4 separate regions of the Homo sapiens genome follow, and regions 1, 3 and 4 are each linked to region 2. A link is a loop called in an ENCODE intact Hi-C map of the cell type or tissue named here. Cell type or tissue: mammary epithelial cell. All regions are shown on one strand.

Region 1 (2,500 bases), 380 kb after region 2:
TACCCTTGTTCACTTCTATTCTTGTGACTTTATGTAACTGGTACAGCAACATCAACACCTTCCATGTCAGCTAATATAGAAAAATCAAAGGAGAAACTAATAATAAAAAGGCAGATCCAAATAAGCCACTTTTTAGTAATCACATCAATAGAACACTACACATAATATGATGAATTGATTAAGATTTCATTTGGGAGGCTGTGATTTGTAAAGGAAAAATGACCTTTAAGGCATTTTTCCCCTGGAAATGAGACTAGTTCCTCTTTATCTCCTTGTGAATCATTAGTGAGCTGAGGAATCAACGAACACTGAAAGTTGAGGAAGGTTAGCTTCATTTCTTAAGAGCTATTATATCATGTAGCTAGTTTCCTTAGCAACAGTGTACATATCTCCCCACATGGTATCTTGAAAATTGCAAAGACAAATATGGTAGGTGCCATTCTTAAAGTTATCAAAAAACTGCTTCTAAATGATCCTACTTTGAATTTCCATGTAAAAAACTTATTCTAATTTTTTGTCTAATCATTGTAGACAAGGACTGTAACATTTTATAAATCAATGGATACATGAGGTAGTTAAGCAACAAAAAGAGGTATCGTATTTTCAGGGAAAAATGTGTCAGATCCAAAGGAAACTTTCAGATTGGAAATCCTCATGCCACCAAATACAGAAGATCATGTCTTTTAGAGCATGAATATTATTTGCATGAGGCTTACAGCTAGATGATATTAGCCTATGGACTTTTTCCTACGGTAGGAAATCTAGCCAATATAGGATAAGTGTTCAATAAATGCTGGTTGCTATTATTATTATAATTGGAAATTTACAGAAAATAATCTAAAAATAGAATTGCAGCTGCTTCCTTGGTATGTATTATCCATGCATAGAAACTCATGGTGTGTTTAGGCCTCAAGTTACAAAAAAGTAGCTATAGTAACAACATAAAAGCTACCCTTTATGGAGCATTACTATGACTCAGACATTGTGTTAGGCATCTTAACGTACCATATCATTTAGTCATCACAAAACATTGTACAATAGATACTACTACCTTCACAATTGTATAAATGAAGAAATTAAGGTGAATAGAATAAGTGTCTTGACCAAATACCCACAACTAGAAAGTGAGAAAGCTGGAAATTGAATCCAGAGATCAAATCCTTTTCTGCCTAACTCAAATGCCATGTTCTTAGTCAATTGCTCTTTCACCTGTGCTGCAATGTCTGCATACAATATTCTCTAATGATGTTTCATCTAAGGCCAGGAGGACAGTTAGAGGACTGGGAAATAGATTCCCACTTAACTGTGACTTCTCTCCCAATCCTTTTAATTCCCCACCTCATGTATCCTGACTCTGCTCTGGAAAATTTAAATGCAGCCTGCTAATATTCAGTATGTACTAGGAATGTGCAAAGATGTAAGAACAGGAAATGGTTCCCTTCTTGAAGGAGTTCATAATCTAGGTAGAGACATTAAGGATAACACATTAAATAACGAGAATCATAGATGACTGAATAAAAACAGTATCAAATTGGTCATTTTAAAATTTTGAGACATGTGGCGCTTTAGCCACATAAATCAGTAAAACAGAAAGGATAGGTCAGCCCAGGACTAGGGTGAGGGGGCCTGGCACAGCTGGAGGGCATGATTCTGGATGGTTAGCGATCATTCCAGTGTGTCTTATTTAAAGAGATGTGCTATCTGAAGGGATGTGGTTGATCTGGACTATGGTAAATAGCCAAGGAGCACCAATCTGGTGTTTAGGACTGGTAATACTTCAAAGCAGATGAAGTGCTAACAATGTGTTTATTGACGATGAATAAATATAGGACACCACATCCACCCCCCCCACAAAAGTAATAAAATCGAGGGACTAGAAAAAATTAGAGTGTCATGGTCCTGGCCAAATGGACTGGAGTTCAAATCCATCCATGAGGGAATTTGTAAGAATTTTGTAAACATGGCAGGGAGAAGACTGTGACTTAGGGCACATGTGAATACCTAGGGCTCACCTTAAGGATAACATAGGCTAGCCCTGTTATCTGGTTTCCTCTCCGGGGACCAGGAAAAACCTAGCCAGGTACCCCTGGATACGGGTTTCTGGGAGCCAGGTGTAGCTAAAACAGGGTATTTACTTTAGGTGGCTATGTTAGTCCACTTTGCATTACTATAAAGGACTACCTGAGACTAAGTAATTTATTGAGAAAATAAGTTTATTTGGCTCATGGTTCTGCAGGCTGTAAAAGCATAGCACCCACATCTACTAGGCTCCTGATGAGGACTTAGGAAGCTTTTACTCATGGAGGAAGGTGAAGGGGAAGTAGGGGAGTAGGTTTGTCCTGTGGTGAGAGAGGAAGTGAGAAAAAGGGGGGGAAATGTCAGGCTCTTTAAATAGCCAGTTCTTACATGAACTAATAGAGCTCTCGAGAGCTCATTACCACGAGAATGGCACCAAGCCCTTCATAAGGGTTCTGTCCTCATGACACAAGCAACTCCCACT
Region 2 (2,500 bases):
GGTCACAGAATGACTTCAACAGAAACAGGGACAAACATCAGGACTCGATCCTTTCCATCTTTTAGCCACATTTCTTCTCCTAGTAGAAAGCAGAGAAAAATTAGAGTTGTAAGGTCTATTGATGCATCTTGGTAAGAACATTTGCAGTTAAACCATTGAGCTCCTAAAGAGATGCATCTCACTGTTACACTTTGTGCCCCCCTCCATTTGTTTATTCTTCCATGTCATGCACAGGGCAACTAGAGGTACCTACCAGTAATATTACATTTTGGTTAACTATTCTTTACACACAAAAAAGATCTTTCACAATAGTCTCAATAACCTCCTTTTGCAGTGATTTTTTTACAGATTTTGTTTAGGACATGTGAATGTAGATGATTTACTGTACAGTTTAATAACATAACTGCTTTGTTACTCACCAAAGTTTAGGTAAATAAATTTATGGCATGAGGGAGTGCGGGAATGGAGGGGTGGGGAAACACAGAGCTCACCATACACTCACATTTTTAATGCCATACTTCTTATCAAAGAGAGGTTACTTTAGAAAACCCTATGGCAGTGGACTTTTGTTCTTATGGCATCAGCAAGGATTATGTAGCAATTCATTTGCAGATGTAGATTTTAGCCCAAGTAAATTATAATCAAAATCTATCTGACACATTGTGCTTCCTTTATCTAAATTGCCCTGTTAATGAGTTTTCTGAATACACTAAATCATAATCTTTTATGAATCATTTCAGTTTAAAAGCCTTCAGAATCTCAATTAGATTATCTTAGATGAAGAGAAAAGTAAATGTTACAATGAATGTCTCTAACTGTGGCAAAGTGGAATGTTATCTCTTAAACCACTGTCTCCTTTAGTGGCTTCTTCCAAGACCAGGACCTACAATTTGTTCCCATTTGCTTGAAAAAAAAAAATCACTAATATTGGTGGTATTTGGTAGTGAACTTACCCTCTAGTCGATCTTGCTGTTTTCAAGGATGATGCTCAGCATGACATACTCTGGGCTTTTAAAAGAGCCTTTCTTTGTATGTATCAACACGGTAGTTTCTGTAGCTGCGGACAATCAAGCAGACCAAACAGGCTAAGCCAGACTGTGTCGGATCACACCACAAATTAGAGGCAGATGCACTTTTTTCAATCTGGCGTTCTCCTTTGACTTACTATATCATTCTCCATTTTTTCCTTCTATTATGTTATACCACACCTAATTTCCCAAAAGGCTGAGTCATTTTATGAAAATACATAAAATATGTGGAAATGGGTGAAAAGGAAACTAAGGGTGAGTAAGCTAAGATGGAGCCAGGATAAGGTCAGTAAGCCAATGCAAATCATGCTGCTATATGATTCAGCTGCAGGTACAGAAGAGCCTCTTTAAACATAGCCTGTAGCAACTGGGGTCAGGATGGAGTGAGATGGGAGGGCATGAAAGTATCTAATGTTTACAACATTTCAGTGGCCATCTTATTCTAGTTCTCTAGGGAAGAATATCAGTCCCTCTGGAAAAGGGAGGGAAAGGATGAGAAGCTGAAAGACTGCAATCATTTTTTAAATTGTCAAATGAGTCCATTTGTTGGAACAGAAATAATTTAGTAGAAAATAGGCAATCAAGTTGAAGTTTTCTTCTCCTCACTATTTAATCTTGATATATTGAGAGGCTCTTAACATATTAAAAATGGACAATGACCAAAATGAGAATTGGAATTTCAGCCAAAAGTATATGTGCTTTCATCCACTTGTGGAAATACAAGTTCTAAATGATAATTAATGTTAGTCCCCCATCCAGAGTGATATCCTTATTCTGTGTAGCTTTGGCCGTACAAACCAGCCTGGTCCATCAACAGGGAACAACTTGACCTCTGATGAGGAACACTTTTACCCTGACAGAAAGTGGTAATGTTTTCTTAGCTTCTGTAGTCTGACTTAATGTCAGGCAAAGGCAACTTTGAAGAGACAGTCCTTCAAATAATACTATTGGCACATAATATTTATTACCTTTTTTTAAAAAAAAATGAGATGAAAGTCACATAATTTAGAATTAATCATTTTAAAGTGTATGATTCAGTGGCCTTTAGTACATTCACAATATTGTGCAACTATAACCCGTATCTAATTCCAAAACATTTTCATCATCACAAAAGAAAACCCCATACCTGTTTTATTAGTCAGGGTTCCCTAGAGGGACAGAACTAATGGATGTATATATATATATATATATATATGGTTTTATTAAGTATTAACTTACAAGATCACAAGGTCCCACAGTAGGCTGTCTGCAAGCTTGAGGAGCAAGGAGAGCCAGCCCGAGTCTCAAAATTGAAGAATTTGGAGTCTGATGTTTGAGGGCAGGAAGCATCCAGCATGAGAGAAAGATGTAGGCTGGGAGGCTATGCCAGTCTCTCCTTTTCACTAATTTGTGATTGAAGGATGCAAAGTTAAGCAGTTACTCTCCATCTCCCTCTCTCCCTAGCCCCTGGCAACCATTAATTTGTTTTCTGT
Region 3 (2,500 bases), 150 kb after region 2:
AATCAGGATGCCACAATTCCTCCTGGAATATTAAATAATCCTTTGCCAGCAGATTGTCCAACAGCCAGTCATACTTGCTCAGCACCTATCTTGACAAAATTGTGAAGCAGGCAAAGTTATGTCTTCAGCACCTGCCCATCCCCTAATTTAGTTCCTTTTGTTTCTTCTTTCATAATAAATGGACAAGCAGGCGACTCACCTCTTTACAAGGCTCTCCATGTGACCACAAAAATGTTTTAAGAATAGACTACCTTATTTAATGAAGGAGACAAAAACTGTAAGAGGAAGTACATCCCCAATTTGAAAAATCTTATCGTATGTCTTATTGTAAAACAGTGCCTCCTGATGCTTTCATGTCTCCTTCCTTCTTTCCTTCTCACTCTTCTTCTCTCTCTACATCTCTCTCTCCTTTATTCTTCCTTCTCCCCATTCTTTTCTTTCTTTCTCTACCCTGTTCTTCCCCCCTCTCATCCTTCTTTCCTTCCAGGCACATGTGAACCACTTCTTTTTACATTGGGTCTCTCAAATATGGAGTATTAATCACATAAGCACGTAAATAATGGCATGCTGTTCATCTGGGAATTTTTCCAAGTAATGGTGGTTAGCAAGCTGTGTAATGAGCTTCTTGTAACCCTTTCTCTTCCCTCACTCTGAAATTAAAGGTCAGGGATCTCTCACTAGAATATTACAATGCTAAACATACCAAAAGTATCTGAAAATGTTTAGTTACCAATAGGCAAGAAAAGTTTTCTAGTCCTTTCATTTTCATTTAAAAAATATCTCTTGGGAAACCTATTTCAGATCACGAAGTTTTACACAAATGTATAGCTAAAACAGTCACCTATCGATCCAAATACCTATTAACAGATAAACAACAGACAATGATTCACTCATTCACCCAGGATAAAGCCATGTCTGTGTACACACAAGGACAATGTAGTTAAAATGGGTGACTTTAGTTTGTTGCTAGAGATATGATTGAAGGAACACAGACACTTGAGTCAGACAGACATGAGCTTAAGTCTATTCTCTCTTATGTATTTGCTAGTTTTTTATGTAGAAAATGTGAATTTCCTATGTTACGTTGAGGTGATTGAGGAGAAGAAGATTAAATGAAATGATAAATGCAAAGTATCAAACACTGCCTGGCACATAGTAAGCACTCAGTGATTACTGCTGACTGCTGCTGACATTCAAGGAGTTTCCAGTGTCTCAAGTCCTGTAGATGCCCAAATGAGTCACTCCACACTTTGCAGATTCTTTCTGTAGTATCAGTTGCCCTTAGTGCCTTCTAGGAAGAGAAGAACATTAGTCCCCTTCAGCTCAACTGTGTATATAGATAGGATAAGGGACTTGGGCAAGAGGAAGCTAGTGCTAGTGACTTTCTCCCATGAACACTTTTCCTTTAAGTCTTTTTATCATCACCAAAATCTATTTGGTTTAGAGTTTCTGTCTTACTAAATGTTACCCTAGTGGCTTGAAAGGGTTAGTGCCATTTCCAAATTGAGTATATTCTGCCCTAAAAAAAATCTGAACACAAATCCCTACACATATGCATACATTAATTTCAGCCTGCTTTTCTTCCCCGCCCAAAGGCTCAGGCTGTCTGAAGAGTAAGCTTCTAGCTTCTCTTAGGCAATCTGTATTTTAAAAAATCACTGATCCTTCCATCAGAATTACTTCCTTTCATTTCAGAGAACAATCCTATCCTGTCAAAAATACACTGCAATAGAAATAAAGAGGAATAATAGCAGAGTATAATTTAATAGAAAGAAAGGAGGGTGAGGTAAACTATAGGCAAGAGGTATGCAAATGCTTAATGTGACACACAGAAGAAAGAAGCCATACGTAGGTATATGTGTGTTGTGTGTGTAGAGTAGTGTGTGTAAATGTGTATAGGAGCATGTTTGTATGTGTGTGGGGGCATATAATTTGTAAATTGGTATAGTGCATAGGAATGAAGCACTATGTATCTTGTTAAAGATACTGCTTTTTTGGTTCTTGAATAAGGAGGATGCTGGAAAACATCCACCATTATCTGTACTCTTGGTTTGCACAATCCTTCCTCCCTGCTATCCCCTGCCACCATGCAAAACTTTCATACTGCGTCATTAATTCTTCCAGCCTGGGGATAGTCCCCAAATTCTCTCATTACTGGGCTGCTTAGTGCCATCAAAATTTGGATTATTAAGGAGCTGCATGAGGCCTTGTTTCCTTATAATGAAAGCACAATGACCATCTAGATAGAGATTAATATCTCACTTGGGGTTATGTAATATTTTCTTTATTCCATTCTAGTTGCAGTCCCTCTTCCTAATTTTTCAAAATGCCACTGAAGCCCATTTCATGAAATTGCAAAGTAATCTGATGGTGATGAATCACTTTTAGAAGGAAAAAAATTTGCCGAAGCTATGGATTTGCATTCCCCATGTCATTTTAGTTAAAATGAGGAATGCTTGGAATTTATATATAAACAGCATTGTGTTTTGGCCTTATTTAT
Region 4 (2,500 bases), 170 kb after region 2:
TTAAACAGTATGTCTTGGAAATATTTTCATATCTAATCTACAGATTTACCTAATTATTTTAAACAGCAGTATCATAATATGTCATTATATGAAATCACCACAATTGTAACAAGGCTCCTACTATTAGAAATTGAGGTTGTTTCCAATATTTTACTATTACAAATAATAGCAAACTACAACAAAATTGAACATCTGATATAACTGGATTTTAAATTCAAACATATTCATTTTTTTTAAAGTAGATCCCTCATGTTTCCAATAATATTTAAAAATCAGATTATTAAGAGTAACTGTAGTATTTATGAAATGAAGACTAGACATTATATTAGTAGGTCTAAATTATGCCAAAGTCAATTAAAACAAAAATGTTGTTCAATTCCATAAGGACAATACATATTGTATGTCATCTTGAATGATGTGTTGGAAAAATGAAGGCAATTAATTCACTGAAATTTTTCCACTTCAGGCAGCTCAGGTATTAGGAAGAGAAAGCTAATGTGCCATAAAGCTCTTTCCTAAGTATATTTCTGGTGCATTTGTTTATTATCAACAACTATTTTGGGAATCTCTCCAAATTTGTATAGTTCCCTAACCTTACCTGTCCTGTAATCAACTTTTATTTCTCTCTTTCGCTTCTAAATATTCTTCAAATAGTATGAGATCTTCTCTCATGTTGGCAGGGAATTCCTAAGCTAGTCAATTAATGGTGGCTTAATCATTATAGCACAATCCTATGCTATTCCTCCTGTGAATTATAAAGAAGTATAAAACATTTCTTTTTAGTAGGTAAGAGTTCAGTTGGATACTTGAAGCAAGACATAAATACAGAATCAGTTAAAGGGAATTCAGGATATAAACAATAGTTTGATATAAGTAAGGGTTGTTTTATGACAACAATACACATGACATTATGTATCTGCATACTGAGTCCTCTCATTTCTTTCTTCCAGGTGCCTCTCAGATTTGTCCTCTCATTAAAAAAAAAAAAAAATTCCCCAAACTCCAACCTGGTGTGACTGCTCACCACCACCCATCCCCACACACTGCAGCATTGTTTCCTCAACCTCTTAGTTTTTGTTCTTCTCTCAGCCCATTCCACATATCAAGCCAATCATCATTAGACATCACTTCCTTTGAGTCATTTTTTGTTTCAAGATCTACAATGACACTCCAGCCTAGAACATCATGTCCAAATTCCTCTGCCTGTTACTCAGAGTCCTCCAGAATTCAGCCCCATCCAATCTATCTAGTTTCATTTTTAATTCATGGTGCTCACAAAACCCCTTCTCATCAGGCTCATTTTCCTCAAAGCATATTATGCTTGTGAAGTTCTACTTTTGTGCCTTGGTTTATGTTGTTAATCTTTCCTGATAATCTTTTGAAAATCTTTTTGAGAATCTTCTGAGAATCTTTTCTTCTTTACTCTCTGCCTTTCCAAATCTTCTCCACTCTCTGCCTTTCCAAATTTTCTCCATCCCTTAAGTTTCGTATGGAGATCCATTCTCTTCATAAAACTTTCCCCAAACCTTCCAGCGAATATTAACCTCTCCTTTCTCCATTTCTTTACCACCTATATATAGCCTTATAGCTCAAATGCTACATTCTATGTTCCATTCTCTATTATGGTGTGCTAGTCCTGTGTTCATAGTCCTGTGTTATAAATTGAGGGCAAAGATAAAGACTTTACTTTCTTTCCCTTTAGTAGCTAGCACAAGACTTGGAGTACAAAAGATGCTTAATTGGTATTTTTGATCAATTATCCCAATGAAGATATCATTGCTTTATTATATTGTTTTGGAGGTTGCAGTGGAGAGTGGGGGATAATTCAGAGGTTTAGAAGATTCATGTCACTAAAAATGTCCGTTAGGGTAATATTTCATTGAGAATACCACTACAAAGCATATATGAGGATTTACTATTTCTCAATTATACTTTTAAAATATATATTTCTTTATACTTACAAATTTATAAAAACCACCCAAAATAGTCCATTTGTTTCATCTTGTTGGAAAATGTAGTTGTCAAAATGGCCTATTTACAGTGAATCAATGGTGCTCTAAATGTGCTGGGAAATGGATATTGTATGGATAGAGTAACAACCCAAGTAGGAAGTAGGAACACTGTCTAATAAATGTTTACACACCATCAAGTCTACAAACATTAAATATCATACATGATAGAATCTTTCTCATCCTGTAATTTATCTCAATTTTTCCATTACTTTCTTTCATTTTCTCTTCTAGCTTTACTCACAGACAAGCCTCCCAAGCCATTGTTCCCCATGGAGAATCAGCCAAGTGTTATAGATGTCCAGCTGGGTAAGTCCCCTCCTTGGAATAACACTTCCTAAACTTGCCCTCTGTTAACAGATGGGGAAAATTGCATGAACCAGGAAAGGTTTATTGCCACTGTTATTACATGCAAATCAATTTGTGTTCTGCTCATTTATAACCCTGGAGTTCAGTGCGATAGCAGTTTAAGGAAATGAGTTTGTATTGCA

The links. Peaks named below come from ENCODE experiments on the same cell type or tissue, not always from the same donor. Only the 100,000 strongest peaks of a DNase experiment are listed, where the experiment ranks them.
Region 1: it touches region 2 in a loop (6-fold over the local background); 4 of 110 quality-filtered maps call a loop at or near these places.
Region 3: it touches region 2 in a loop (2.3-fold over the local background); 4 of 110 quality-filtered maps call a loop at or near these places.
Region 4: a loop joins it to region 2, with 3 times the contacts of the local background. A loop is called at or near these places in 3 of 110 quality-filtered maps.

Annotation. Positions count from the first base shown.
Region 1 is chrX:105,694,699-105,697,198 of GRCh38, forward strand. All of the region lies in intron 6 of IL1RAPL2 (interleukin 1 receptor accessory protein like 2), which reads left to right. The region is part of intron 3 of LOC105373303 (a long non-coding RNA gene); the gene reads right to left. Among named protein-coding and RNA genes, the nearest start is that of NRK, 130 kb to the right of the region's middle. In mammary epithelial cell, no CTCF peak of the experiment used is centred here; a DNase peak (open chromatin) is centred at 983; H3K27ac peaks cover 2,166 bases.
Region 2 is chrX:105,313,379-105,315,878 of GRCh38, forward strand. All of the region lies in intron 5 of IL1RAPL2 (interleukin 1 receptor accessory protein like 2), which reads left to right. Among named protein-coding and RNA genes, the nearest start is that of TEX13A, 94 kb to the left of the region's middle. In mammary epithelial cell, no CTCF peak of the experiment used is centred here; DNase peaks (open chromatin) are centred at 1,313 and 2,103; H3K4me3 peaks cover 475 bases; H3K27ac peaks cover 2,084 bases.
Region 3 is chrX:105,459,987-105,462,486 of GRCh38, forward strand. All of the region lies in intron 5 of IL1RAPL2 (interleukin 1 receptor accessory protein like 2), which reads left to right. Among named protein-coding and RNA genes, the nearest start is that of TEX13A, 240 kb to the left of the region's middle. In mammary epithelial cell, a CTCF peak has its summit at 1,453; DNase peaks (open chromatin) are centred at 565 and 1,235; H3K27ac peaks cover 1,736 bases.
Region 4 is chrX:105,482,070-105,484,569 of GRCh38, forward strand. It overlaps IL1RAPL2 (interleukin 1 receptor accessory protein like 2), which reads left to right. Exons shown (of 11, transcript NM_017416.2): 6 at 2,244-2,318. Among named protein-coding and RNA genes, the nearest start is that of TEX13A, 260 kb to the left of the region's middle. In mammary epithelial cell, no CTCF peak of the experiment used is centred here; a DNase peak (open chromatin) is centred at 1,102; H3K27ac peaks cover 2,500 bases.